2 separate regions of the Mus musculus genome follow, and region 1 is linked to region 2. A link is a loop called in an ENCODE intact Hi-C map of the cell type or tissue named here. Cell type or tissue: gastrocnemius. All regions are shown on one strand. Each heading gives the region's core, and the rest is flanking DNA. Links, peaks and the distances in the headings are about the cores only. Region 1 overlaps Lmx1b (LIM homeobox transcription factor 1 beta). Region 2 holds the start of Lmx1b (LIM homeobox transcription factor 1 beta).

Region 1 (12,136 bases), core at 2,406-10,405, 69 kb after region 2:
TCTTGGTCCCTGGGCGAGTGTTTTCATTGGCTGCCTGGTAAGATCTGTGAAAACAAACGTCAGTGATTTAGTTGGCAGCATTGAGAAACACCCTCCTGAGCCTAGGGGAGATTTACCTTGGTAAATAAAAAAAAGTCAGTATGAAGTACAGCTGCCGGCAGGGAGGCTAAGCAGGTTTAATGTGCTGCCACTGGCCGTCAGCAAGGCTGGAGGTGGGCGCAAGCCCTGCAGCAGAGCTAGCACTCTTTAAAACCGTCGGTGAAAAAAAAATCATTTATCTCAATAAAAATAACTTTAGTAAAGCAAAACAATGAAAGGGGGAAAAGTTATAAATTATTTAACTATACTAGAAAGAAAATTGATCAAAAAATTAAATTGCCTTAATGGAGTTTCTTCTAGGACATGCTTGCTCAAAGGAAGTTTCTCAATGTTGATAGAACCCTAATTAAACCCTGCTACAGTTTACAAACAAAGAAGGCAAAATCTTTGGGGTGAGAATGGTGGACCACAATACCAGTTTGGGGCAGTGCTCTACCCCACAGTAGTGTCTGGACCCCTCCCTTTGAATGCCTTGCTGCTGTTCCTTCTACTTAGGATAGCCTGTGGATTCTATTCCCATTTGGTCCTTGTCACCGGGCACAACAATTGGCCATTGGTAAATGTTAACACCTCACATTGCGGTGAAAGGTTGGGTTGAATAGGCAGTCTGCATGGGTGAGTGGATGGCTGGGGTGATGGGCAGGTATGGCGTAAACTGGATGGATGGATGGATGGATGGATGGATGGATGGATGGATGGATGTGTGGATAGATGGTAGATGGGTGGGCTGATTGATAGGTGAATGGGTGGATAAATGATGGGTGGGTGAATGCATGGATGGATAGATAGGTAGATGGATGAATATTATGAATAAAGGTGGACGGGTGGGAAGATGGGTAGGTGAATGGGAGAGAGGATGGATGCATAGCTTGTGAGGTAACTGTTTGAGTGGCTGCATGTGTCCTTGTATGGGACAAAAGGATGTGCTTTACCTTCAGCTATTGCGAGTTGGGCCTGGGGCCTTGCTCTCTGACATTCGTCCTTATCAACCTGCTCCAATCTACTGCACTGTCCCCTCAGCCTTACAAATAGCCTGCGTATTCCTCATTCATGCCTTTGCTTCTCCAGCGGCTCCCTCCTGGTATGACCTCTCTGCTTGTCTGTCTCTACATAGACTGCAACTCTCAAGTCAGCCCCTCTACACCTGTAGAGGTCAGCGGATGACTCTGTGGAGTTGGTCCCCTCCTTCCATCTTTATGTCAGTTCCAGGGATTGAACTCAGGTCCTCAGATTGTGCAACAAGCACCTGTACCCATTACACCATCTTGCCTTTCCTCTTCTGAGATATTTCTTTAAATATCTGAGACAGGAACTCACTGTATGGCACTGGCTAACCTGGAACCCACTATGTAGCCAGGCTGGCTTTGAACTTGTCCTCAATTACAGACGAGGGTCACCGTCCCCAGCTCTCCCAAGGTCTTTGAAGCCACAAACAGGTGTTCCCTGCTGCCAGCCAATGCTGCCTTCTACCTGACTGTGTATATACCTCCTTGGGTTCTGCCATAATCCCACAGCCCTTCCTGGACACATGGCTCTGGACTCAGCCCACTTTGGCCATGGAGGACCCCAAGACAAAGCTGGTGGCTCTACATCTCCTCTTCTACCTGGGCTATGGGGACCACACAACCCTTCATGTCCTTAGCACCTGCAGTCTGGGTCTATGGACCTGGCTTCTCTGAACTTACAGTGAGACAAAGTTATCACTAGGTGGGCAAGAGGAAAGACACCAAGGGCTTCTAGAACAAGGACCCCACAGTAAGGCCAGGAGAGCAGCAGCCTGATGCCTTCTCTAACCATTTCCCTCTTCTGTAACAAGGCTGGACGTGCCTCTAGTTAGAGGAACAATCCGTGTGCAAAGAATGCTTGGGGCCTGGTCTGTAGGAAACACTCAATAAATCTTAGATTGTAGTAGGAAGAGTACTAAGGTCTGTTGGATCCAGAGACAGGAGCTGGTGACCTTAGTGAAGGTGGGGGAGGGGAAGGGACCTGGCTCTGCTCCTAGGGCTGGGGTGCACAGCAGGAGGAAAGGAAGGGGCAGTCCAAAGCCTGTCTCACAGGCACTCATCAATGTGGTGAGTGAGGGCAAGTCTGTCTATGTAGTTTAGGATAAACTATTCTCCCTGCCGCTACCTCCCAAGAGATGGGATTGTGATCATGTGCTACCATGCCTGCCTTTATGTGGTGCTGGGGATCAAACCCAGGGCTTCTTGTATGTTAGAAGGCAAACTCTCTATCACCCAAGTTACACTAGTCCTGGGGACCCAGACAAGAACCGATAGCCATGCTTTTCAAACAATGACAAAGCCCTTAGCCTGGTTCCTCACATCCTGAGGCTCTTCTGCCTGGAGCAGCATCCTGAGATGGACCACAGGGCTTCGAGGAAAGGTGCTCAGATGGAGAGGGGCAGGCACTGATCCACTTTCCCTCTGTCCTGGACTTTGTCTGTCCCTGACTATTGCCCAGGAAGGTGTGGTTTCAGAGCAGTGTCCACCCCACGCCATGATGTGTTCCTCTGAAGATGGGAAGCAAACTGTCAGGTGGGAGGCCACATGGTACAAGCTCATTCTGTAGGGCTACATGCGGTGCCCATGTGTGTGAATGTATGTTTGTGCTCAGGCCCATAACTCTGTCTGTCTAAGCTTCCCCAGAGCTTCAGGTGGCAGTGCTGGCTGCCCTGGGCACATCCTGTCCAGAGCCAAGGCCCCAGTCTCTCCTGCATCTCAGCTTTCCTTTCTAATGGCTTCTCCCCACCACTGTTGAGAGGCTCAGACCCTGCCTGTTCTCTGGCATCCTCCCCTTCAGAAGGTTTCTACTTCAGGACGCCTTCCCTGATCGCACCTAGCAGGAGCTAGCCTCACCTTTGCCTAGGTTACTCGGCTGATGCCCCCAAGCCTGTCTGCCTCTCATCCATCATACACGGCTGCCAGAGAGAGCCAGTTAAGATACCAGTCCAGGGGGCCAAAGAGATGGCTTAATGGGTAAAGGTGATTTCTACCAAGATAGTGATCTGAGTTCAATTCCCAGAACCCACATGGTAGAAGGGGAGAATTGACTCAGACAGTTGTCGCTCCTCCCTCCCAACCCCCCCCCCCCACCATACCAACTATTACATAAATGTCTTTTTTAAAAGCCTTTGAGTTGGTCAGTGGTGGTGCATGCCTTTAATCCCAGCACTTGGGAGGCAGAGGCAGGTGGATTTCTGCATTCAAGGCCAGCCTGGTCTACAAAGTGAGTTCCAGGACAGCCAGGGCTACACAGAGAAACCCTGTCTCAAAATGCCAAAACAACCAAAAAACCCTTTAATTGCTACTCGTTAGCTCAAAGCCTTCCCAGGTCACATAATCAGCCTTCCCCAAGTTCTGCCTACACCCGGGTCCCCACACACACACTCACCTGCTCCAGCCACAGTGCCCTGTGTCACTTCCTGGCACCCCATGTGCACTCTGACCTCAGGGCCTTTACAGTGCTGTTCCCACAGCTGGATCCCCTTCCCTAGATGCCGTGATGTGTAGAGCAGGCCGCCTCTGACTGCTCCTCTAAAACTGCAGCCCTCTGGACTCTCCGTCACCGCTTGTGTTACCTTATTGTCTCCTTTTGTACCTTGTGTGTGTGATGGTCTGTTTGCTCAGATAGACACACTGTTCTCACCTTAAAATGTCCCCTCTGATGTGAGAATGGATGTTGAGGTGGGACCTGGGTGGGCTGTCCCTTCTGCTCCCAGATCCGTCCCCATTCAGTGCCTGACATGGAAAAGGTACCAGCGTCCGTGGGATCTCTGAATGTGTGCAGACAGTACCTCAGGCTCCAAGCTAGACTGGTCCCTGCCTGCCTGTGGCGTGTGACCTCCAGCCCTGGCTAGGGCCTCCCCACTGTGCCCCGGAGGTGGATCAAAGAGCTAAGAGAAGCCCCTGGGGCCGCCCTCATGCAGGCTGGGCAGGCGGCGGGTCAGCAAGGCCCTGCCAAGCCCTGGCAGGCCAGGAGGTACCACAACCGGCAGCCAGCAAGCATGGCCAGCCACGCAGCACATTCCAGCCGCCTGATTGACGCGCACTCCGGGCCTGCCTGCGGCTCCTGCCGCATCAAAGCAGATGTTTGCAGCTGGTTTGAGTTGGATCCCATCAACAGGCCCCTTTTTGTCTCCAAATAAAAAACAGCTAAGCCAGGAATGATAAGGATGCACAGGCACATGGGGGAGATGTCAGTAAGTCGCAGTGATGGGCTGACTCTACAATCCCTGCCACCCCTACTGTCCAGGGCCCTGTCCCCAGGGAGACCTGCCCCTTACTCCTGCACCTACCTCATAGGGTACCACAGCCTCCACTGTAAGAAGTTCACACCACACCACACCACAAGGAGCTCTTATTATTCTGATCCCATCAATGGAACCTGGGGTCCTACTACCACCTGGGTGTGGTCGAAGAAGAGGCTACCACATCTACTACATGGGCATCCAACCTCCATTTTCTAACAGGGAACCAGGGCCTCAGGTCCCCAAATCAGGAAGCTAGCAGGGCAGAGCTGGGATTCAAAACCATTCCTGTCACCCCCAGAACCAACTTCCTAAGCCTGTGCAGTGTCCCCACCCCTAGGAGCCTCCTGACATTGTTTCCCACATTTGGCCATCACACCTTCCTGTGGTGAACACAACCAGGCAGATCACCTGCCACACTGTGGCCATTTCTATGGGACCAAGCAGCCTGGCTCTGTGCGCAGACATCCTCAGAGCTGGCTTCCAGGACAATGATGGATGAAGCCAAGGAGGTCGAGCAGTGAGCACAGAGAGCCACCAGGCCAGTGGCACCTATTCATGTGGTCTCCATTGGGCAACAAGTCCAGCAGTGGTGTCCAGGAGCTCTGAGGTTTACCTATGGGTGGGCTTATAGGAAGCATCTGCCTCAGCCACCCTGGTCCAGCTAGGGTGACGTTCTGGCAGACCTCTAGACAAAGAGAGACAGGCAAATAGTCTCGGAGGTCTCGGAGGGGGCCAGAGAGAACAATTCTGTTTATCTTGTTACTTAGGCAGGTTTCTATCTATCTATCTATCTATCTATCTATCTATCTATCTATCTATCTATTTATTGAGACAGGATTCCTCTGTGTAGCCCTGGCTGTCCTGGAACTCACTTTGTAGACCAGACTAGTCTCGAACTCACAGAGATCCGACCAATTGCCTCCCGAGTGCTGGGAATAAAGGCATGTGCCACCATGCCTGGCACTTAGCCATATTCCTAGAGCCTCTTAAAGAAACGTAATTTTAAGCTGGGCGTGGTGGCGCACACCTTTAATCCCAGCACTTGGGAGGCAGAGGCAGGCAGATTTCTGAGTTTGAGGCCAGCCTGGTCTACAAAGTGAGTTTCAGGACAGCCAGGGCTACATGGAGAAACCCTGTCTCGAAAAAACCAAAAAAAACCATAATTTTTTCTCACTCAACCTGGATGCGATTTCATTTTTCACAAGGTTGTTCATCCATTCGACAAACACTAATAATCTCACTGTCAGACGGGGGTGGGAGGAGTTAGGCCAGAGTCAATCCCCAGCTCAGTAGAGACCTTGGACACGTAGATAGTGGCTGAGATTCTGCATCAGGGAAGCCTTCCTGGAGAAGGAGGCCTTGAAAGATGGGCACTCTAGAAGCAGAAGGAAGAGTGAGAGACAGCAAGCCTTGGAAGCAGATGGGAATTGCTGTTTCAGAAACAGCAGAAAACATGGCAGCTAGTGACAGGCCTGGGTACGGCTTTAGAGCCACGATTTGGTCTTGAACTTTGAGATTATCATGTGCTCTCAAGTGTTTTGAACCAAACTGAAGTCTGATTTGACTGACAGTGTGTCAGCTTATCACTGACACAACATCCCCAAGGTATCAACTTCTTTTGTTTTTTAAGATTTATTTATTTATTTATTTATTTATTTATTTATTTACTTTCTGTATGTGAGGACACTGTCACTGCCTCCAGACACACCAGAAGAGGGCATCAGATCCCATTACAGATGGTTGTTCTACTTCATGTGGTTGCTGGGAATGGAATTTTTTAGGACCTCTGCTCACTTTGGTCAACCCCACTCGCTCCAGTTGACCCTGCTCACTCAGTCCCTGCTCGCTCCAGCCCAAAGATTTGTTTATTATCATACATAAGTACACTGTAGCTGTCTTCAGACACACCAGAAGAGGGCATTAGATCTCATTACGGATGGTTGTGAGCCACCAGGTGGTTGCTGGGATTTGAACTCAGGACCTTCGGAAGAGCAGTCAGTGCTGTTACCCGCTAAGCCAGCTCATCAGCTCCGAAGTATCCTTTTCAAGGCTACAGCCCAAGGACCTAACCTTTCCCCAGGCCCCACCTTCCAAAGAAATACCACCTGCTAATGGTACCACAGGCTAACCACATATGCAAATGTCTTCGTGAGACATTTTCTCTTCAAACTACAGTAGGAAGTAAAACTAAGGTCTTGAGTGTCCTAAACCTTGATTCCGAATCCATTGAGAAATGCCATGTCCCCCGGGGAGGAGTATAGTGGTTACAAGGCCCAAGAGGCTCAGACTCACCATTGGAGCTGCCTTGTCTAGGGGCTGAGGGAGGTCCCACTCAGAGCCACACATGTGGCATAGAAGTTATCATCAGAGCCCGATGAAGGGCCCCACAAACCGTAAAGCGCACTGGTGGGGCATGCATAGGCTGTACAGTGAGGGGGAGGAAGGGAGTTTCCACCCAAAGAGAATGCTACACCAGGGCTGGGAATCTTGGGGGACAATAGCAGCAAGCACAGTCCCCATTTACCCATCCAACCCCAGGAGTCTTGCCCCAGCCTGTTCCATCTGTCAGTGTCCCCTTAAAACACATGAAGACACTGAGGCAAATGGCTAAGTGCAGGATGCCAGGGCTGAGGTGAGGACATCTCAGGGAGTCCAAGTGTGTGTGCTGCTGAAGAACCATGCTCCATGTGTGCTCCTCCGTGCTCACTGGCTAGGAAGTTGGTCAGTCTTATGACCCATATTCAAATCCTCTGCAAAATACTGCATTTTCAGACTTTTTATTTAAATTAGTCTCTTATGAGTTTAATAAATTGTGCTTCAGACAAACCAAATGAATTGCTGCTGAAGACGGGGTCCCACAGCCAGGGACTCGTCCAGAGAGGAAAGACCTCACAAAAGACTGTTCTACACGGTGATTGTTGGAAGACGTGCAGATAGAGTGGTGTTCTATTTGGTTTTTATTTATTTTATTATTATTTTTAGAATGGGTCTCATGTATCCCGAGCTGGCCTCTAAGTCACTGTATGGTCAGGGATGGCTTTACTGATCTCCTGGGTGTTGAGATTACACATGTAGGTCACCACATCTGATTTTATGTGATGCTGAGAATCAAACCCAGCTTCCTGCATTCTTAGCCCTCAATTTGGTTTGTGGGGGATGGAACCCAGGTCTTCATGTGTGCTAGGCAGGCAGTCTACCAGCTGAGCTCCATTCGGCCAGCCTGAGTGTTCCTATGTAGTCGATGGAGAACTGGAGGCTGGAGGCTTAACATCCTGTCCAAAGTCACATAGCGAGGTGGATGTGGAGTGAGGGGATAGGGCATTCAACCAGGACGAGCAAAGACCTAGGTCTGTGTCTTGAAGTTGTGGAGCCAAGGTGTGCCCCAGCCCTGTCTGCTTGCAATTTTAAGCTGATAGCTTCTGTCTTCCATGCTGAGATGCAGGCTTCAGCGCTGAGCCCATTACACACAAAGCAAGCTGAGGCTCGGAGAGGGGAATTGCTTTATGAAGCTTCTGAGCCTGCATGATGGCAATTCCCTGCCTGTGGCTGGCCTGCTTCTCCTTGGCTCTCTGTGGCTTCTGTTTCCAGCCTTGTGCCCATGATGAGAGAGAGAGAGAGAGAGAGAGAGAGAGAGAGAGAGAGAGAGAGAGAGAAGAGGATTTGGAGAGAGGAGGGAACCCCCACTTACTATATAGGCACACACACCCGTGAGTAGCTCTCACTCCATCCCTGCATGGTAGACAAAGCCTGCCCCATAATTGGGAGTGAGTATTTCATACGTGCCCCCCGATGTTTTATTGGGCGGAGAGATGCTTGGAGACCGAACGGAAGACACATTCCGTTTATAAAGTGCACGCCGTTTGTTTTATTTCCCGGGCTCTTGCAATCTAGATAACAGATGACACCCCGAGTGGCTGTGCTGCTTGGAAATGGCTGCTGGAGCCTTTGGAGGGGTATTAATAATAGATTGTGTTGATGAGCATGGAGAAAGTCGCAATCCACCCCCTGCTGCCAAGGCATTAGTGCGGCTGTTGAATGCAGGAGCACCAGCTTTGTGGCACAGTCGCTGAATGCAGGTCACCCCCCGCCCCCCAGCGCATGCCTGGCTTGCTACCTCCTGCAGCTTAGGGAGCTCTTGCTTCTTGGAGCCCCACAAGATGTGCTGACTCTGGCCTGGGATCTGGCCAGTGCCCATCAGTTTAGACCCCTGCAGCCCTTACTGGGCACCTTGGTCAATCATGGAGTGGTAGTAAGGGGTAGGCATCCACCTCTAAATAGGGATCCATGGCCAGACGAGTTCCCAGGAGCCTCTGCCTACCTAAGGTTGCCAATGGGGCAGGTTAGACCCCCACCCCCACCCCATGAATTAAAACCACTCAGCCTGTACCTTTCTTGCAAAGCTATAAGCTGGTGTGGGCCTAGAGGATACTCACTTGCCTCAAGCACCTGGGTTGACCTTCAGTCCCATACCAAGACTTTGCACGACAAAATGCAGAGTTCCCCTGAGAACTAGAAGGAGCCATAACCTGCCTTGAGGTATCCCCAGTAGAGTTGGGACCCCTCAGAGAACTACGTGGTGACTTCTTGCTGATTCACATGTTCAATGTCATCAAATCCTCAGGAAGCTCTTCTGGCTTCCTCATTTTGCAACAGAGCAACCTGAGGCAATAAGGAAGCTCAGAGGTAGGTAGAGAAGACACTTCCCTTATACCTCAGCATCATCAAGGAAGCCTCTAGGAAGGCTTCCCAGAGGAGGTGGTGTTGGACTTGGGTGTTGCAGGTTGAATAGGAGTCTGCCAGACTGAATAGAGGTGGGTACTGAGCTTGCCCCCACACTGAGTGCTCTGGGCAGTGCCAGGGCAGTAATCAGAACCCGAGGAATCCCCGTCCACTGTGAAACAGCATTTTGTTGTGGGCAGTGCTGATAGCAGCCCCAGGAAAGGAGGCAGGGTGTGAGCCTGGCTTTTATGGCTGTCCCTGCTCCAGAACCGATTAGCAGAGAATTGCAGCTGTAATCTGTGCCCATGATGGCGGGCCATAAAGAGGGATGGGATGCGCGGTGCTCCCAAGGTGGCGCCCGCAGACGTGGCCCGGGGATGCAGGGAATGAAAAATGGTTTTAATTCCCTCCCAGCAGCAATAATTTGATTCTTCATAAATTTTTCCATCAAAGTGTTGTTGAAGCTGAGTTCCCACAGAGCAGGCATGTGACAGGGTGTGGGATGTGGGCAGGAGCGGTCAGCAGAACAGCAGGACCCTGAAGGGTAAGGCAGCCAGGGGCACAGAGACCCTATCCCAGCTGGCTTCTTGGATCGGACAAAGTCAGCCCACACTGGGAAATGTTTGCTACATCGAACACACTCTGAGCACGAACTCCTATTGCACTTCCACTTCCTCATCCCTAAAATGGGGCCAGGTCTCTCTGGTCTCATGGGACATAGCCAGATCAGGTGACATGCACGTGTAACGTGCTTGCTGAGTACAGCAGCTACCCGTGTTTCAGCAAGCTGTGCCCATGCTGAAATAAAGGGACAAGAAGGTGGCACCAGGCCATGCGTCTGGAGGCCACTGTGAGGGTACCCTGGAGACGCCATGGCTGTTTCGGAGATTACAGCTGGGAAGGAGGAGACGTGGACTAGGATGTTTTATGGGCACTGAGGAACTACAGTTGAGTGTGGAGCAGGAAAGAACAAGATCAACGAGCATTTTAGAAAGAGTCGTCTGTGTCCTGTGTTGAAGCACAGGTGCGAGAGGGTTGAAGGGTTTGAGAATCTGGGGACCCAGGGAGGGGAAAAGGGCCCAGGCTGGAGGGCAGAGCAAAATTGGAATTGTTTGGCTATGGGGTTGAGGGAGGCTAGTAGTCAGTGTGAAGCTGACCCTGCACACTGCCCCCTAGTGGCTTCCATCCTGAGCAGGAAGACCCAGAGGTAGAGCTGACCACCCAAGAGGGGCACCTCATGCCCACCTTGGCTCCCCTTGGGACCGGCAGAAGAAGAGGGTGCATCCCTGTCCCCACCCCCGTCTGTCAGGGTGGCAGAGGGAGATGCCCAGCCCGTGCCTCCTCTGTGCCCCGCAGGCTCTTCGCGGCAAAGTGCAGCGGCTGCATGGAGAAGATCGCCCCTACCGAGTTCGTCATGCGGGCGCTGGAGTGTGTGTACCACTTGGGCTGTTTCTGCTGCTGTGTGTGCGAGAGGCAACTGCGCAAGGGGGACGAGTTCGTGCTCAAGGAGGGCCAGCTGCTGTGCAAGGGTGACTATGAGAAGGAGAAAGACCTGCTCAGCTCCGTGAGCCCGGACGAGTCTGACTCTGGTGAGCCGAGGCTGGGATGGCTGCAGGACGTGGCACAGCGGGGTGCTGGAGCGCAGAGGGCGGGGCTTCTGAGATCCACAGACCCGCATGTCCGTGCATGGCCAGCCAGCATCAAGGTGTCACATCCAATGTCACATCCACCCTATCACTTATCTGGGTGCCAGCCCTGAGGTACACACAACTGTGTATCACACACATACCCAGGGTCGTAAAGACACTACCTCGTGTGCTTGTACTTAAAGTCATGTACTTACACACCCAAACACGCAAAGCTCCTCCTATGCACACACACATACATGTATATTCTTCATGCATCTGCACCTGACCAGCACACCCATGGGACACACACGCATGACTATATACACACGCACATGTGCTATACCCATGCATATGCTTGCTCTCTAGCAAGATCCTGAAGATTTGTCACTCCTGAGACTTGGACAGGGAACATGTCAAGATGGCTGGCCTGTCTCTGGAGGTACCCTAGGCCCACAGGCATGTCCTCTGTCCACGTGGGGAGTGTCTGAAATTGCCAGGGCTCCAATGTTTGGGCTTCAGTGTGACAGAGTCCTTGTGTATCTGCTGCTGGTCAGCCCTAGGCTAGACCCTGTAATAGCATCCCTGTGGCCACCTGCACTCCCATGGAAGGGAAGGCCACTGGCCCAGCTTACAGACATTGTAAGGCCACAGTCCTCCATGGGGCTAACCTCCAAAGAAGGTGAGGCTAGGGAGGGGACAAGTTCCAGTGTTGGGTGTCAGAATTAATGGTTGTTAGGAGGCTTGGCTATGTTCCTAGGTCTCTAAGGCCCAAACCCCTGGGGTCATCTTAGTGGTGTTGTGTGTATGGCTGGATGCACATGCTACTTCATGCCACATGTGTCTTAGCATGGAAGTGTCCCTGCCTGTGGGTATAGGCCTCTGTGAGCCTGCAATAGTAAACATCTCTAACAATACAGGTGTGTGCACCCATCAGTGAATCCACTGTGTGTGTGTACACATGCCTGCATGTCCTGGTCCTAAGTACCTCCTGTGAGGATGCCTGGTCCCTGTGTCCCTGGAAGCCTCAAGAAAGAAGGCTCCATCCATTCTTCTCTTTCACCCTGTCCCCAGCTAGCATGATGCTCAGAGGCCAGCAGGAGAAGGTGGCTTTCAAACAGGCTGAGGTGGGGAAGCCCAGGGCCAGCCTGGGCCACAGTTGCCATCTGTCTATTGCAGGAGGCTGCTGGCCTGCAGAGTCACACAAGAGCAGATCTGCCCATGTGTGTGAGCTCCAGAATGCTGCACGTGCTCTAGTGTGTGCCTCTTGCTTATTGTGGGGCCATTCCTCCTCCTCAACCCACTGCTATCACGGGGGCAGAAGTGTCTCTCCCAGCCCTCACCCCAAGCCTTGTGCACAGCCATGCATGTGCACCAGGGTACTAGGTCATGGTCTTCCTGACTGTGTGTGTGTGTGTGTGTGTGCATGCGCGTGCATGCG
Region 2 (12,136 bases), core at 2,328-10,327:
AGCTTTCAAGTGCAAGTCTGCCTTCCTTATGTGACCTACATGACTCCTTATTGTGACGAAACTTTGCTAAGACCAGCCAGCCGCATGAGCATCCATGACTCCAGCACCTTTCTGCTTCAGGGCCTTTGCACATCCCTTTGGCTCCTCTAATAGGAGGAGCTGACATTCTGAATTGTTACAGATTCTAAAGACCACAGAGGGGTCGGAGAGGTGGCTCAGTAGATTGGATCTCCAGAACCTCAGGAAAAAACACAAACAAACTAACAAAAACCCAGTAATCCCAGTACTCAGGAGACAGAAACCGGATTGCCTATGACCAAATGGCTAGCAAGACAAGCCAGAATCTACAATAGCATGAGACTCAGCCTCAGTAGATTAAGTAGAGAGTGATTAAGGCTCTCCCCATCAGCTTTGGGCCTCTCTCTCTCTCTCTCTCTCTCTCTCTCTCTCTCACACACACACACACACACACACACACACACACACACGGAGATGCATTCCCCACACACTTGTGCTCACATACATACAAACAAATGACCACAGACATTGTTAAACTCCCCAATAGTAACGTGAAGTATCAAAATCACTCACTCAATGAGAGAATCGAGGCAGAGGCCTGGAGAGCAGCCAAGGGCTCTTGCAGCTCAGCTCCACCCACCCACCCAAGACTCCAGAACCTTTGAGCCACCATTCAATCAAAACAGGGCAGCAAGAGTGGATCAGACCAGAGAGTTGAGGACAAGATACGTTCAAGGTGAAGATGAGCAGAGATCAATAGGGCAGTCCTTGATCCAGCTGTAACCCAGTTCAGGCTCCAAACTGGTGGGTGGGCTGAGGGAGGACGGTGGACCTTTCTCAGCCTCGGTTTCCTCATCTGCAAGATGGGGCTGAACAGCTGGCTTTCAGGCACGAAGTGCTGGCATTGGCTGAATGCACAGTCAATGGCATAATGTCACCTCTCTGGTGACACACAGCACCTAGGGAGATTGGACCGGTCCAGACCAAACCAGCCCCGTCAATTAGGCAGCTAGAGCCTGGAAAACCATCCTGCCCTGTTTGCTGTTTGGGGTTTTGTGTTTCCCAGCGTTTCCTTTGGAAAAAGTCCAGCTTCCTCCCTACTGGAAGAGGGCTCTGTTCACGCCTGGGTCTGGATGCCCAGGGGAGCCATGTGGAGAGGTGACAAGAGCCTGGGGTTTGGAGTTAGGCCAGTTGGGGTTTGGATCCAGGATCTGACCCTTTCAAGGCTGTGTGACCTCTCACAAGTGACTTCACCTCTCTGAGGTGTTGATTTTGTTGCCAGTTGTCTGAGGATTCTAGATGTGGACAGAGGAGCTGAGATGAAAGAAGATACTGGGTGCATTTCCCCGGTGTACAGGGTGTTTCTTTTGGGGGAATTCTGCCTTGGGGTGGGAGTGGGGTTCTAGACTTGCAGCAAAATCACCAGCACAAATGCTTCGGGATATGTAATATGAATGGGTTAAAGTCCAGAAATCTACCGCTTGAGGGGATGGGAGCCCCAAGTTGTCAACCCCCTGATGATCCATCAGCGAGAACCGACTTTTCCTCCAAAACCTGTGATTAAGTACAGGGAGGAAAATGTGCTCTGGGATGTCATTTAGATAAAAGTTCAAAACCAACCAAACTGAGGGCGGAACTAGAGAAAGCAAGCTGGCAGAGAGAGCCAGAGCTTTTGGGAAACCAGAGGCATCCTCTGTCTTAATCTAGGATTACTGGCATGGGAGTGTCCCCTTTATAATTTCACACTCTGTACACGTTTCTATATGCATATTATAGTTCAATAAAAAGTTCTATAATCAGTTCAAAGAAACACATCAAGGCCGCGGGACTGGGAGGAGGAATGCTAGTGAGGGCTCCACAGATTCCCTCCAACTGTGCTGAAAGGTCATGTGAAGAAGGACAGGACAATGGCTTTTCCCCAGCCCCGGGTGGAGGCTTTTCCCAAAGTGGACACTTCAGCCAGTGTGCCTCTCTTACCAGCATTGTCTTCCAGGGGGATCTAATAAGCTCACACCGGCAACAATGTAACTCCCCAGACTTACCCTTACTTAGCATTCATTTGACTTTGCCTTAACACCCTGCAGGGAGCGAAGAATGGGTGAGCCTTGATTTGTTTCCAAAAGGGCCTTTCCAAAAAGTCACCAAGACCGGTCCCCAGCCCTGACCACCGGTCTTCCCCACACCACACACACACACACACACACACACACACACACACACACACACACACACACGGAGCACCCAAAGGCTTTAGACTCCACTGGCAGGTTCTTCAGGGGGCCCTTGAGCTGAAGACAGCAGAGGACCAGCCCAGGCTCCACCCCTCTGCCTGACAGATGCAGGGGTCCTGGGTTTATTTTTATTTGCTTGTGCCTTACTCTTTTCTCTTCCGAGGGCCAACACACGATGCACACATCTCCTACATCACATGGAGCAAGAGGCAGAGCCAAACAAACGCACATCATCAGATGCATTTATTTGCACAGACACTCATAAAAACTTTACTAGACACCAAATAATTACAGGAAGGGGCCAACCTCCAATTCGGCTGAGCCGCAGCGTTTTGAAGTGGATTTAAGATAGAGATCAAATAAGAGAGGCACCCGCCCTGGCTCACACCCACCCCCCCTTCCCCAGCCGTGGACCCTCAGGGTGGAGACCAATGAACTCCCTGGCTTTTGTGAATCTGTGTCCGATTCTGTGAGTTAGTCTTAAGTTCCTAATGAGGCTTTTATGGCTCCAAACACGGTCCTTCACCCTCTCTTTGTTCTGGTTCCTGTAACTGGACTGGGGAGCCACTCATTCTTAAAGACAGGATGCCTGTTGAAACCATCCTTTGGCAAGAAATGCAGAGATTCTTAGGAAAGTGCTTGGTAAAAAGCAAACATACAAAAAAAGTACACACATCACAGTCTCTAACGGGTTTCTTTCCAAAGAGCTTTTAAAAAAAAATCTTGATTCTATTGCCTCTCAAAGCTCTCACTGTCGGTGTTAGCTGCCCTCAGCCTCGGTTTTCATGACAAAGTGAGAAGGCTGAGCTGTTTGTGCTGGGTGCCCAGGCACTGGCCGTGTCTCAGGTGGCCAGTCCACAGTAGCCGGCTCGGGGACTCCACCTGTCCCAGAGGGAAGGAAGAGACCAGACAGGACTGAATTTGAGACAAGTCTGTTTTCGTTCTGGCTCTAGAGGCGGCAGAGGAACAGAAAGAGGAAGAGAGTCTCCTATGTCTAAGTAGCAGCTCTCCTCCCATACAATTATTCATCAAATAGTAGATCTAGAGCCCCACAGTGAGCTGGCCACACCACGAGCACTTTCATGTGACCCTCTCAGAGACTCTGTAAGTCTCTTTTATGCCCATTGCACAGACAGGGACCTTGAAGTACAAAGGCGCAGCAGGTCTTTTACCCTGGTGTCTCCTAACCAGACCCTGAGACAGACAGGGATGCTTCCTGACACCTGCCCTTCTCCTGTTCCTAACCATTGTGTAGCCAGTAGGAGACCTCAGTTCTGGGCCACCAGTCCTGGGAGGGCCTTCTCTGAACCTTCCTAAGAGCTGCCGGCAGCCTTTGGATCTGAGAGAGCCTGATTTCCCCACAAGTGGAGCAAGTCCATGCCTGATGGTCCAGAGTAATGGCCAGAGTGGGGGTTGTTGGAGGGCTGAGGGATCTGGCTGCGGATGTTCATCTTCTGGCTCTAGGCATCCTAACACTCACCAGCCACCAGCAAACCCTGACACCCCTCTCTCATCAGCCTCAAAAGCCCCCAGTGGAGAATAAGTACCCCAGAAACCCCTCTCTAGTCTCGCCTCTCTGGAGAACTTCCACCAGCACAGGGAGACTTCAGACGCCCTTCCTTAGGTAGTAGAAAGTGGTCGTCCAATGCTTTGACTCGTGTGTGGGGTGAAGACCAGCTAGAATGCTCAGAGGGGTACCTGGATGCTCGGGAGTTGGATTGCTAGTGATCGACCTCTGCTGAGTCTTGGGCGCGCCCTTGCTCCATTTCCGTGGTCTTCGGGTTCTTCATCACTGAGGGTCTGGGATAGACTGAGTTTCCCCGAGGAGCAGCTCCCGACTTGGCCCACAGTTTTGGGACAGCTTTGATTCTGCGCGGCAGAGCCTCGTAGATCTTGAGATGCCATTAGCCAGGGGCAGCATGGGGTGAGCCTAGGTGTTCCATGGCTTCGGTTCTTGAGGCAGAGCAGGAAGGCCGGTGCGATGCTTCTGATAGCCTCCTTGCTGATGAATCCAAGGCTGTGGTCCTCCTCCTGCTGGGATCTGACACTGCAGCCGGTGGTTCTAAACCTGGAGGAAGGGTCCTCTCTCTCCCGGACTCTGGTCAGAAGCACCAAACGGTTGGGTTTTCGCTGGTATAGCCCTTCCCCTCACACCGCTCCCCCGCTCTCACAAGATGGGTCGCTACCGAGTGAGGTTGCAAGGTCCTAAAGGAGAAGAGCCAGAGACCAAGTCAGGGCTCAGGAGCTGCACGCCTCTGGGATAAGAAGAGCCCGGATCTCTCCCTGTTTTGTTTCTTGCGATTCCAGCAGTCGCTGGCAACTCTCTTTCTCAGGTGGAAACAGTCCCGAGCGGATTCTGCAGCAGACGTCGGAGGCCGCAAGCATCCCGCGTTGGACGGCGCGGAAGAGATAGGCCACCTGCGTTGTGAGTCTCAGAGCCAGGGGTGGGCATCCGCTTGTACAGAAGAGACGGGCGAAGCCAGGAGCTTGAGGCCCGCGGAGAGAAGTGGGTCTAGGCCTAGGCCGGTGTTCTCCTGTCCAGTCGTATTGTTCTTCCTTAGAGGCAAAGGATGGGAGACCAAGAACCCTAAGAATGCCTCGGAGACACATGGACGATTATGTGGGGCAATGTGAAGACCGGGTCTAGTCAATTCGGGGTTGAAAAGTAAGGACAAAGAAGGCCTACGGGTAGAGGAGAACGGACAGAAGGAAACAGGCATCTGTGAACGGAGCATCGTCCTCAATCGGACTAGAGACAATCTTGGTGCCACTGTTCACCCAGGGAACTCTGGACTCAGTTGCCGACAGTTTCGGCAGCCTGACCCGAGTGGGCCGGGCTGCGCAGGGAGAGGCCCCCAAAACTCTGAGCCTTGGAAAACACACCAGCCATGCATCAAATGGGGGGGGGGCTACAGGTGTGCCCTCGGTGCTGAGACCTGGCTTCAAGCACTGCAGAACGCGCAGCAAACACAGTCAAAGGTCCAGACCCGGTCTTAGATGCCAGCCAGAGGATCAGGGAAACCTCTGAAGCCGGGCCACAGGGGCCACCATTCAGCCAAAGAAAAACGGAGAGGAATGGGGTAGAAATGGACAGGCACAGGGAGCGTGGGGGAAATGGGAGGGTGAAGATGGGGGTGAAACACTGTGCGATTGCTTAGAGTCCGAGGTTCGTCTTTAAGGTTTGAGACAGAGAAGATTCTTTCGACTCAGCCTGAAGGAGATGGCGAAGCTCCGGGCCTGGAACCAGGGCTTTCGGTGCCCAGCAGTGGTTGCAGAGACACACTATGGCCAGCAGAGGGCGGAGTGCACCCGGTTGGGCCGCTGCTTCTGCGAGCGGTTCGGTGCCTCCCGGCTCTGCACGCCCCAGCCTTTACCCGCTCGGCTTCTTCCCGCAGTAACGCGCCAGGGCCCAGATACCCAGAGAAGGCGGTCCAGATCCAGGCCCAGGCCTCTGCCCAACCTCAGGGCTCAAGGCCTTAGATTTTTCACACTGGGTAAAAACAAGGACGAAGGGTGGGTGAAGAAAACTCTACATCCACATACCCATGCTCCTGGATACACAAAGGCGCCGAGAAATACACAGAACACAAAGCCACAAACACAAAAACCCCTGGGCGACACAGAACAATTCAGGAGCTCCGGGGCAAACAGAAACACAAAGGTAACTCAGAGACACACTTATAGAGAAAAATCTACCAGATTCGCTAAAGGGGCCGAGGCGCATACAAAGGCGTAGACATCTTCACTATCTACACCTTCACGAGGACACACACAAAGACGTGTAAAAAACATGACATAGAAGCACGAGAGACGTGTACCGAAAACACACACACTCATTGCCTGGAAAGACGTAAGGACACACAAACACAAAATGTATGTGCACAGGAATACGGGTGCACACGTTCTCAATAGCTTCCGCGAGGCGGGAGCGCGGACACACACAGACACACTCCGATACCCACCGACACACACGCAGGTACTGGGGTGGGGCGGTGACCGCTAATCCTCCACAAAGCCGGGCCCCTCCGGGGGGCCCCCCCAGCACAGGGGGCCACTTCTGACCAAGCCTCCCTCAGGCTCCAAATCTGATCCGCCCTCTCGCCTCTAGCGGGGTCAGGGGACCCGCCCTCCGAGCCCTCCATCCCCTCCCGGCTTCGCGCCGCTGCTCCACAGCCGGAGGGGCCAGGGCCGCCCAGCAGCAGCTCGCAGGGGCTGTTAACTCCTGCCCTGGGACCGCACCATCCCTCCTGCTATTCCAGGACGAAACCCGCGCGGGAGTGGTGGGGCCGAAGGTACCCTGTTTCCCGATGCGACGTCTTCTAGTTTTCTCGCGGATGTCTGGCCGGATGCACCCAGGAGTCTCCAGCTGCGTGCCGCTGGCCTTGCGTTGCCCGCTGTCGAGGCCCACTTTGCCAAGGGTGGCCAGCGCTCAGTCTCTAACCCTGGCCAGGTCCCTTAGCCACAATGAAAGGGCACCGATTTCAGAGGTCACACAGATTTCCTTAGAACGACTGTACCCATGCCGTTCCAGGCCTCCACCCCTAGATCTTGAGGACACCACTTCTTACCTGCCCCTCATACTCCAAGCCTTGGGAGGCCCAGCCTTCGCCCACTGACCCCGGCCGGGAACAAGATATCTTTCCGAGCCCTGTTGACCCTCTTAACACTCTCTTGGTCTCAACCCGGGCCTGACCGTCCTCTTTCACCCAAGATCTCCCATTCTGGCTATGAGAGCCCCCTCAACTCATTCCCCCGCCCTATTTCTGCCAGGCCTGGGCTTTTTGGGACTACTTACTCAAACTACAGCCCTTACACCCCCTCCCCAGGTCAGGGTTCCCTTTGGCGAGTCCGGGGCCAGCGGTTCTTGCTTACATTTGATGTTCCCCATCCCTCGACCCTAGGAGCCCTCTCAGCACACCAGGCTGTCCGGTGCAGGCCCCGCCTCCCGAGGGGACACCAACTCAGACCCTGCGACCTACCTTAGACTACGAGTCCGGGTTTGGGCCAGCCGCTCCCGCCTGGCGCTGTCCCCTGGAGAAGTCGCTGCGTTCCCCGCCGTCCTCACAGTCTGGCCTCGCTTGGGGCCACTCCTCTGAGCGCTGGAGCTTAAAAAAAAAACAACAAAAATATTAATAATAAAAAAGGCAAGAAAGAAAAAAAAGAAAGCCTGATTTCCCCAACTCCCAAATCAATTTTTCAAGAGGGGTGGGGCACAGGATTTGTTTCGATGGCTAACCAAACTTCTGCCAATGGTGGACAGGATGGTCGCCTGGATTCAGGGCGCGGCACGGGGTGCAGGACGGGGGCTAAGGGAGCCCTCCCGCAGGGAGGGGGGGAGGCGACGGCACTATTTGACGTGGAGCAGCCGGCTCATCCCGGCGCAGTGATACGAGGCGCACCAATGAGTTCAAATGTCAGGAAGTTTGAGGAGGGGTGAGGCGGCTCGGGGCCGGAGTATCCCTCCGCCGCCAGCCCCAGCTCTAAACCGAGCGGCTCCTCGGGCGCACCATGGCACTGGAGTAGTGCGGGGAGCGCGCCTGGAGCCCCGCGGCCTGCTGCGCCCCGCCCGGGACCCTGCTGCGACGCCCGCGCCCCCCCAGCCCGCGGGGCCGCCCCTGCACCCCCGCCCCCTCCCCCGCCCGCCGCCGCCGCCGCCGCCTCCTCCTACTCCTCCGGGCGGCTCCGCGTGCCGCCCGCTGCTGCAGCCGGGACCCGGGGCTGACAAGCAGGTGACAGGCGAGCAGCGAGTGCGCGTGGCTGCGAGTAGCCGGTAGAGAGCGGCGCGCGGGGCTGCCAGCCGCCCGGGCCCTCCCGCACGACGCCGGGGCCCGGGGCCAGCGCGCCGCCGCTCCACGCTCGCCCCGGGGCAGCGGGCGGCCCCGACCCCGCGGGCGCCGCGCCTCCCCGGCTGCAGCGGAGCGGGCGGACGGGCCGGAGGGTGAGCGGCCCAGCCGGCGGGGTCCGCAGCGCGCCGGGCGTCCCATGGATATAGCAACAGGTCCCGAGTCGCTGGAGAGGTGCTTCCCTCGCGGGCAGACGGACTGCGCCAAGATGTTGGACGGCATCAAGATGTTGGACGGCATCAAGATGGAGGAGCACGCCCTTCGCCCCGGGCCCGCCACCCTGGGGGTGCTGCTGGGTGAGTGCTGGGTCGCAACGCTCGAATAGTGCGGGTCAGGGGGTAGGGTTGTCCGTCGTGCCGCTGTGGATACCGGCGTGAGGGGCAAAGAATAAAGAAAATAGGTTTTCAGGACGTGGGGAGGGGGTCCGGACCCCTGGAATGACCACCGGAGGGGTAACAAGCACACCGAGACAGAGCTCCCTGAGGGGAAAACGTTCAGGGACGTCACCTAGACAGAGGACTGAACAGCCTCAGCCGTCACTCACACCGTCCTCTCCGGGTCTGGGTTCTAGTGCTGCTACACTGGACTGAGCTGGGGTGGGAAGCGGGTGGCAGGGATGCTGGAGAACCAAGTTGTCTCCTTAGAGCCCGGGAGAGAGGCCAGGTCACCTGGGGAAGGGGAGCTTTTAGAAGAGAAAACTATCCCCGGGTCTATCCCAACCGCGGTTCTTGGGGTAGAAGGTTCCAACAGCATCGTGGGGCGTGTCAGCCAGCGAGTGTCCTGGCCTCACCTCGCTGGTTGGGTTCCAGCCGGCCACCCCGCGCGGAGCTCCTTCTCGTTGGTAATAACACCATCCGCTGGATCTCCGCGAGCGGGGAGAGCGCAGCGCCCAGCCAAGGCTGCAGGCCCTCGGCCTCACGGCGCCCCAGCTTACGGAAAGGAGCGTGCTGTCTAGGGCTGCCGGGTCTCTGGCTCGCCGGCTGGGGTCCTCAGGCGACGGGAGGCGCTCCGGGGCTGGGCCAAGCGGCGCTGACGGCCCGGCTCTCGCCCTGTGCGCTGCAGGCTCCGACTGCCCGCATCCCGCCGTCTGCGAGGGCTGCCAGCGGCCCATCTCCGACCGCTTCCTGATGCGAGTCAACGAGTCGTCCTGGCACGAGGAGTGTTTGCAGTGCGCGGCATGTCAGCAAGCCCTCACCACCAGCTGCTACTTCCGGGATCGGAAACTGTACTGCAAACAAGACTACCAACAGTAAGCGCCTCTCGCCCTCCTCTCTTTCCCCGCCATGGACCAGCACTCCAGCCCGGCCGGTCCCTGCCGGGAAGGGCCCACGCCGCCCTGCGGCCGGCTCTGCGCTCCACTGGGCCCGGCAGCTCCGATGGCTCAAAGGGCTGCGTGTCTCCGGGCTGGGGCGAATCATCTCCTTCCAGCCGACAGTGGTGGGGTGCCCCTAGGTGCCATCTGTTGTCCCGGAAACCTGCGCAGAGTGACTGAATTGGGGTACAAGACAAAGCCCGGGGCGGACTGGTCGGTCGATACGATGTTTGTCCTGGGAGAGGGCTTGGCCCCTCTAAAGCCTGAAGTGGGGACAAGAATATATTTTCCAAGAAAGGCATTGCTTTAGAGAGCCAAGCCTGACTGTGTTTCCCCAGTTCAAGAGCGTCTGGGGTTCCTGGAGCAGGGAGGTGGGTGCTGGACCCTGGCTGCGATGCAGGCGGGAGATCTCCACCCTGGCTGGCTCCTTGCGCCACTTTTCTTCTCTGGTAAAGAGAAATGGGTGTCCTTCTTCCTAAACCGTTCCATACGGGAATTTTGCCCTTACAATTTTTCTTAGCTGGAGAATCAATCTGTCTAGGAAGCTACAGCTTCCTAGACAGCTCTTCGTTGAAGTGGCTGACTGAAGGAGTCAGGCCCAGACAGCCTTCTTTCTTGCAGCATGCTGGAAAAGGGTGGTTGATACTAGAGGTGTGGTTTGAGCCTTACCTGCTGGCTTCTATGCTAAGCAGGGTGGCACTGTGGACTTGTGTGGCTGAAGGCTGGGGACAGACCGCAGAAGATGCAGAGCTTTTCTGGTGACCTACCTGGAAGTGCAATGGGGGAGGTTGAGTTGGGGTGCAATGAGGAGCCTTGGTGGGAAGAGGGGTGTGGGAATCTTGGGAGGGAAGTTGCAGAGACAAGCGTGAGACTGTGGGAAGTTCTAAGTGGCGTTCAGAAAGGCTTCTTGGATGGGACTCCTCAGGTGTTCTGGGCTGGAGTGGTCTCTGGGTGCCAAAGCCCTTGGAGAAAAAAGGCAGGGTTACGTGTGCCATGCAGTAAATGCAGCCAAAGTATTGGTCTCCAAATCCAGGGTCTAGCTTGGAAAGGGGCAGCTAAACTCTTTGACTAGGGCCTAACAACTGGGGCTGCAGGCCAGAGCCCTGCAGAGGGCCTTGGTGGCCGGCTGCTGTTGTATCCCCGGGAACTAGGAACCAGTCAGGGACTGCTTTTTTGCACCTTGCTCTTTTTGGTGGCTGGGGTAGGGTGGGGTTTTCTATGGGCAAGAATTGGGGTAGGTTTTGAGGATTCTTCTTTTGTTGGTTCTATAACATGATGTAGGCCTGTCCCTCTCTGTGGTCGGTGTTCCCCAGGTTTAGGCATATCATTGATATCTGTCCTGTGTCTGTGCCATGGAACTCTAGTTCCTGGGGAGAAAAAGGCCACCAGGCATACAGCAGCAGGAATAAAACGAGGTAGCACTGGTTGGGGACTTGGGGTGACTCAGGAAGCCCCTCTCTGGGAAGTACTGTGGCTAGGCACCAGCAGTACCTCTTACACCCAGCTTAGCCACTAACCTCACACACACACACACACACACACACACACACACACACACACACACACACACCGCACATGGGTCTTCTAAGAGGCCTGGGAAAGTAGAGATGAGCCTCTGAAACTTTGGGGTGTTTTTTTAAATTAACACTGCAAAGACTTTGCAACCTTTTGTACATAGATGCTGCTGGGGTCATTATGGAGCAGGGCAAAGACACCTCCCTGGTCCTTCTGGCTCAGCCCTAAAATAGTAACAAGAGCTAGGTGAGTGACCAGCCTCCCCAGTTTACAAAACAATTAAACATTTGCAACTGCTTTGTCCCACTGGTATTTGTTTTTGAAAGAAAAGAAAAACATCACTAAAGAGCTGGCTTCTACCAAGGTGCAAACTCCAGGTGCTAGAAAGGAATTTAGTCCCGGACTTTCGTCCCCGAGTTTCCTAGGGAAAGGACCCCGGCTTTATCCTCTCTGTTTCCCCTTTCCTCCCCCATCTCTCCTTTCTAACAATAACGACAATTAAGTATCTGCTATAGGCGGGCCTCCTGGTGTGCTTGGGCGGAGTAGTGGTTATCAAGACAATCTTGGGGACAAATCCCCAGGGTCTCCTGGCAGCATTTGCAGGGAGCAGGAGATCAACCAGGCCGGCAAGAACTCACACGGAAACAATGTTCTTTTACACAATAAAAAAAAATATTTTTTTATTCATGATTTTTTTCTTTGAGAATCCCAGATGCATATTTATATCATGTGTGCACAAATGCTTTTCAGACGAGAATTAAGGCGATCGGGGACAGAGACGTGCTTTCTTGATTTTAAGTGTGTGTCTCCACAGCACTGAGAAATTTGCAGCACCCCCTCCCCATACACACACACACACACACTTTTTTTTAAAGTACTTTTTGTAAAAAGCACTCTTCACCCGCCTGCGCAGAACGGCAGAGTAGGTCCTTTTAAAGAGGTGCTGTGTTTCTTGCTGTGTCTTCTTCCTTTCGGTTTGTTCCCAACGATTGCAGGCACCCAGAAGCGCGGAGTTGTTTTACGCACCACGGGGGTGATTAACTGTCTATTGGGCTCATATAGGACAATTGATAAAATCCACTCGCAGGCCTGGCAGAGCAAAGAAAATCCCGGCCCTGGAACTGAGACGTTTTTATTTGTATCCTGAAAACTCTCCTACCCCCGACCCCGTCCTTATGTGCATTTCGGGGACTCTTTCAAAGAAGGGGGAGGGAAAA

Evidence for each region. A loop is a pair of places that touch in the nucleus more often than their neighbours do. Peaks named below come from ENCODE experiments on the same cell type or tissue, not always from the same donor. Only the 100,000 strongest peaks of a DNase experiment are listed, where the experiment ranks them.
Region 1: it touches region 2 in a loop (5-fold over the local background); 11 of 42 quality-filtered maps call a loop at or near these places.

What each region holds. Positions count from the first base shown.
Region 1 is chr2:33,567,573-33,579,708 of GRCm38, reverse strand. Lmx1b (LIM homeobox transcription factor 1 beta) reads left to right here. Exons shown (of 8, transcript NM_010725.3): 3 at 10,427-10,659. Among named protein-coding and RNA genes, the nearest start is that of Gm39789, 18 kb to the right of the region's middle. In gastrocnemius, for the core only: a CTCF peak has its summit at 10,253 (motif pointing left); a DNase peak (open chromatin) is centred at 10,269.
Region 2 is chr2:33,636,694-33,648,829 of GRCm38, reverse strand. It overlaps Lmx1b (LIM homeobox transcription factor 1 beta), which reads left to right and starts at 7,732. Exons shown (of 8, transcript NM_010725.3): 1 at 7,732-8,388; 2 at 9,155-9,341. The coding sequence starts at 8,232. It overlaps Gm39790 (a long non-coding RNA gene), which reads right to left and starts at 9,169. Exons shown (of 3, transcript XR_866136.3): 1 at 8,883-9,169; 2 at 8,600-8,760; 3 at 8,359-8,451. It overlaps C130021I20Rik (Riken cDNA C130021I20 gene), which reads right to left and starts at 7,637. Exons shown (of 3, transcript NR_046275.1): 1 at 7,486-7,637; 2 at 7,229-7,354; 3 at 3,167-6,703. In gastrocnemius, for the core only: a CTCF peak has its summit at 5,537 (motif pointing right); DNase peaks (open chromatin) are centred at 6,437, 7,243, 7,686, 9,223 and 1 more place; H3K4me3 peaks cover 3,891 bases.